2 separate regions of the Homo sapiens genome follow, and region 1 is linked to region 2. Evidence: read pairs that join two places in POLR2A ChIA-PET (ENCODE). Cell type or tissue: A673. All regions are shown on one strand. Links, peaks and the distances in the headings refer to the core of each region. The heading gives the core; the rest is flanking DNA.

What was found. Peaks named below come from ENCODE experiments on the same cell type or tissue, not always from the same donor. Only the 100,000 strongest peaks of a DNase experiment are listed, where the experiment ranks them.
Region 1: POLR2A ChIA-PET joins it to region 2 with 5 read pairs; 3 of 35 experiments call an interaction of 5 or more read pairs at or near these places.

What each region holds. Positions count from the first base shown.
Region 1 is chr1:15,549,419-15,552,340 of GRCh38, reverse strand. All of the region lies in intron 7 of DNAJC16 (DnaJ heat shock protein family (Hsp40) member C16), which reads right to left. Among named protein-coding and RNA genes, the nearest start is that of DNAJC16, 24 kb to the right of the region's middle. In A673, for the core only: no CTCF peak of the experiment used is centred there; no DNase peak of the experiment used is centred there.
Region 2 is chr1:15,627,510-15,630,367 of GRCh38, reverse strand. It overlaps DDI2 (DDI proteasomal shuttling factor 2), which reads right to left. Exons shown (of 10, transcript NM_032341.5): 3 at 1-43. Among named protein-coding and RNA genes, the nearest start is that of DDI2, 11 kb to the right of the region's middle. In A673, for the core only: no CTCF peak of the experiment used is centred there; no DNase peak of the experiment used is centred there; H3K27ac peaks cover 902 bases.

The DNA.
Region 1 (2,922 bases), core at 233-2,732, 78 kb after region 2:
TTTTTGTATTTTTTTTTAGTAGAAACAGGGTTTCACCATATTGGGCAGGCTGGTCTCGAACTCCTGACCTCATGATCCACCTGCCTCAGCCTCCCAAAGTACTGGGATTACAGGCTTGAGTCACCACGCCTGGCCAACATATTTTATTATACTTATTAAAAAAAGAACGGGCTGGGTGCAGTGGCTCACACCTGTAATCCCAGCACTTTGGGAGGCCCAGGCAGGAGGACCACTTGAGGCCAGGAGTTCAAGACCATCCTAGTCAACAAAGTGAGACCCTGTCTCTCAAACAAAAAAAATTTTTTTTTTTTTGAGACAGAGTCTCATTCTCACCCAGGCTGGAGTACAGTGAAACAATCTTGGCTCACTGCAACCTTTGCCTCCTGGGTTCAAGTGAATCTCCTGTCTCAGCCTCCCGGGTAGCTGGGATTACAGGTGCATGCCACCACACCCGGCTTTTTTGTATTTTTAGTAGAGACGGGGTTTCACCATGTTGGCCAGGCTGGTCTTGAACTCCTGAATTCAGATGATATGCCTGCCTCAGCAAAAAAAATTTTTTAAAAAAATTAGCCAGTGGTGCATGCCTGTAGTCTCAGCTGCTCGGGAGACTGAGGCAGAAGGATCACTTGAGCCCAGGAAGTCGGAACTGCAGTGAGCCGAGTCTGTGCCACTGCACTCCAGCCTGAGTGACAGAGTGAGATCCTCTAAAAAACAAAAACAAAAGCAAAAAAAAAAAAAACCACATCACTTTGATGAACCAATCTCATCAGAAAATTCTGAGAAGCTGTCATGATGGCCAGTACAAATTTTTCGAAATTCTAATGTTCTTGGAAGCCTGAATTTTATCACTGGCAATAAATACCACCAGTTGTTTGTTTTAAAGTGCCACATCACTTCATCTGTTTTAGAGAAAATGTCTGCCAAATTCCCGAGTCTAAATAACCATAGTTGTCTGTCATTCTTCCAAGTAAAAATGATATTCCATTAAGAAAAGTGGCAAGGTAAGCACTTGTCCTCAGGACATTTGTACTCTGTTGTGCAGCAGGACAGCTTTATGCACACTTCCCAGCTCATCACACAGAATATTAAATCCATCAAAAAGACATGCACTCAAGGGTTAAGGTTTAATAAAATTAACACTTCTTACTGCTTCATCAAAGATATAAGGTGAGGCCGGGCACGGAGGCTCACGCCTGTAATCCCACCACTTTGGGAGACTGAGGTGGGCGGATCACCTGAGGTCAGGAATTCAAGAACAGCCTGGCCAACATGGTGAAACCCCATCTCTACTAAAAATACAAAAATTAGCCGGGCATGGTGGCAGGTGCCTGTAATCCCAGCAACTCGGGAGGCTGAGGCAGAAGAATTGCCTGAACCCGGGAGGCGGAGGTTGCAGTGAGCCGAGATCATGCCATTGCACTCCAGCCTGGGCGACAGAGTGAGATTCTGTCTCCAAAAACAAAAGAAAACAAAATACATGAAGTGAATCTAGTGGTTTGTTTTTGCTGCGAGTGATTGGGGGTGAAGCACACAATGATGGTAGGTGGCCTGGTGCCCTGCCTGGATTCATGCACTGGCACTGGCAGCTTCACCCACTACTGCTTTGGTACTATCAGTGTAAATGTCAACACAGTGAAAAAGGCAAATCGTGTCTTGATATGATCTCACAGACTTTCTCTTGAAGGATCTTTGAGAATCCCCAGGAGTCTATCAACCACATTCTGAAAACTGCTGTCCTAGAGAACTCTGTACTTAGGTTATGATATTCATTGCAACACTATTCCTCAAAGCCCCCAATGTCCACCAACGGAAGAATGATTCAATAAATTATAATGGCCATAAATACCATATAGCAATGACAACAAATTACCTAGAGCAACAGGAAACCACTGGTGCTACTAGTGATCATTAAGCCACCTGCTGTTGTGAAAACTGAGTTTGTTAAGCATACACTTGATATCCACAAAGAGCAAGCTGGTAAAGCAGCCATTCTACCAATAATTTTGTAAATGTATTTGATTTACAATTTTCCCCAGTGGGATAAATAAATATAATTCTCAGAACTATAAACTGTTCCGAAAGACCAATTTAGGAAATCCTCATCCATTTACCCTGGATTGAGATTATCTTCTCTTTTCTATTCGGACACTGGTATTTGTTTTCTTCCTGACTTGCAGCACCTTCTCGTCTCCATCAGGCACCCCCTTGTCTTGTGTGCCGGTGGCTGTTCTGAGTTTTGTCCTTGGCCTCCTTGGCCTTACTTTACATACAGCAGTCATCCCCTAACTGCAGAGGATACGTTCCAAGACCCCCAGTAGGTGCCTGAAACCACATAGTACTGAACTCTATACAAACTATGTTTTTTTCCTATACACATACCTATGATAAAGTTTATCAATTAGGCACAGCAAGAGATTAACAACAACAATATTTAAATAGAACAATTCTAACAATATACTGTAATAAAGTGATGTGAACATGGTCCCCCTCGCTCAAAACATCTTTTTTTTTTTTTTTTTTTTTGAGACGGAGTCTTGCTCTGTCGCCCAGGCTGGAGTGCAGTGGGCGGCGTGATCTCAGCTCACTGCAAGCTCCGCCTCCTGGGTTCACGCCATTCTCCTGCCCCAGCCTCCCGAGTAGCTGGGACTACAGGGGCCCACCACCACGCCCGGCTAATTTTTTGTATTTTTAGTAGAGACGGGGTTTCACCACGTTGGCCAGGATGGTCTCAATCTCCTGACCTCGTGATCTGCCCGCCTCGGCCTCCCAAAGTGCTGGGATTACAGGCGTGAGCCACCACGCCCGGCTTCAAAATATCTTCTTGCACTGTAGTCACCTATGTTTTGGACCTGGTTGACTGTGGGTAACTGAAACCTCAGAAACTGAAAAAGGGGTAAGTGGGGTGGATCAGGGGAGACTACG
Region 2 (2,858 bases), core at 345-2,844:
GTGCCAGGCACAGCTATACTACTGAAATCTATTCGGGGTAAGTCTGTTGGGGAAAATCAATTCAGTTTACTCAAATTACTCTACAAAAACAAGCACTTGAAGGAAACAGCAGAACACTTGCTCATACATGGTATATGACAGCAGCAAAGGTAACTGTAGACTTTAACCTTGTTCTTTCTCATGATGACTCTGAATATAAAGACTGCCGGCTGAGAGTGAATCGATAGAAGAAGAAAAATAGGGGGAAGGTGATGGTAGTAACTCCAAATTTTTAGCTTATAAAATATCTCACAATAGACATCAGGTTTTTAATTTATGTTTTTAAATCATTAAAGTGGCCAGGCGTGGTGGCTCACACCTGTAATCCCAGCACTTTGGGAGGTCAAGGTGGCTGGATCACCTGAGGTCAGAAGTTCAAGACCAGCCTGGTCAACATAGTGAAACTCTGTCTCTACTAAATATACAAAAATTAGCTGGGCGTGGTCGCAGTCACCTGTAATCCCAGCTACGCAGGAGGCTGAGGCAGAAGAATCACCTGAACCCGGGAGGTGGAGGTTGCAGTGAGCCGAGATGGCGCCATTGCACTCCAGCCCAGGCAACAAGAGCGAAACTTCATCTCAAAAGAAAAAAAAAAAAAAAAATTAAAGCTAGTTTCAATAAATATAATTGCATAAGTCTGGATGTTGTTCTTGAGAAAAATCCTACTCTGGTCTGACATATGGTTCAAACAGCCTTGACGCTTGGATTAAAGAATTTTTTTTTTTTTTTTTTGACACGGAGTCTTGCCTTGTTGCCCAGATTGGAGTGCAATGGCACGATCTTGCCTCACTGCAACCTCTGCCTCCTGGGTTCAAGTGATTCTCCTGCCTCAGCCTCCCGAGTAGCTGGGATTACAGGCGTGTGCCACTACGCCCAGCTAATTTTTTGTATTTTTAGTAGAGATGGGATTTCACCATGTTGGCCAGGCTGGTCTCGAAATCCTGACCTCAGGTGATCCACCCACCTCAGCCTCCCAAAGTGCTGGGATTATAAGTGTGAGCCACTGTGCCCGGCCGGATCAAAGGATATTATATATGTCAAGTGAGCAGCATAAATATTAGATGCTAAATTCTGCAAGTCAGTGCTAAACGTATTGGCTCAGGGAAGTTCTTAATAGTTCTCTGAATTTATACTTTAATCTGTGCATCTCTGCTAACTCTTCTCATGCCCTTGGGGAGCTAAACAGTGTCATCATTTTATAGAAAAGAAAGAAGAAAAGGGACTTGCATAGGTTCTCAGTGCTGAATACACCAAAAGCTACCACAGTTTAGAAGCTACAACTCCCAGGTTCTATATGCCAGGTGGAACTGACCTTACTAAAATGAAAGGAAGATAAAAGGGAATTTTAATCCTTACACAACGGACTCACATATTGTATGACCCCATTTATATGAAATGTTCCAAATAGGTAAATACATAGAGACAGAAAGTAGACTTGTAGTTGTCTAGGCTGCGGAGACTAGGGGGAAATGGGAAATGACTATAAATGGGTATAGGATTTCTTTTTAAGGTAATGAAAATACGCTAAAATGGATTGTGGTGATGGTTACACAACTCATGAATATAGTAAAAAAAAATCATTTAAATGCATGAATTCTATCTCAATAAAACTGTTATTTAAAAAAGAAAAATGAAAAAGAGAAAAGTAAACAAGGAGAGCCAGAATGAGGGGCTAGGCCTGAGTCAATCGACATTCCTTCAACTCCAAAAAATATAGTTGATGGTCAAACTTGTCTGAACAACTGAATACTTTTCTTAAGGATAACTGTGCTTAATGTTATAAATGACAGTACACTAAGCAATTCCACAGTGATCAGAATTATAGCACAATCCTTGCACTATTAAGGATTTTAAATAAACTAAAAAATCAAAAAACAAACAAACTTGTCTCAAGTCTGGGACTATCCTGAAGCCTTTTTGGACCTCAGATAGAAAAAGAGAATGCTTAAACTCATGATGTAACATTTCTACCCTTTAGCAGGGGTTCAACTAGCCACTTTCTTCAACTCCCAACCAAGGAAATGGTGAAGTGAAGAGGATGATCTCTGTGAGGTAGTTAATCTATACCAGCCAGAAAAACATATATGGGTGGGCCCTCTTTGCAGGTCAAGAAATTTTATCTCCACTCCTGTTATACATTATCTTGAGAGTCCATTCACTTCAGAATAATTCTCAAAAACATGTTTACTTAATAGACCAGATCACTCCTGCCCCAACCTGTTACAGGCTCTCTTGTCCATAAACAACAATGCAGAGGAAAAAAAAAAAGAAGTAAATTCCGGAATTAATAATCTCATCAAATTAACCAAAGGAAGATGTGGTTTTTACTGATTGTCATAGTTGTTTAAATACGTTTAACTTCTTCAGAAAGAAGTTTTAACTTCTTTCTAAAGTTTAACTGTGGCCCCAAGGGACTAATGTCTTCCAGATCTGGTGGAGCCGGTCCTTGATGGTCTCAGTAAGTTCCAGTTTCAGGCTGAATGGAAACACTGTGGTTAAAACTGCAGTCAGTCTGTCATCACCCAGACTCTGCCAGCATCTGTCACCATAAACTTTAAAACTGGTGACCTACAGGCTAAACACTATTTAAGAAAATCTATCTGAATATGGCAGCGAATGGAAAAAAACCACACATTTCACCAAGCTGTTTCACATTAAGACCTTATAATCATTTTGTGGATCATGAGCCACTTCAAGTATCTGAACAAAGCTATGACCCTCTCTCTATCCAGTGCACACACACATTCACATCCACACAATTCTGCATATTATTTCAGTGACATAGAACCTACTAAATCCCAATGCACAGAGTTCAGACT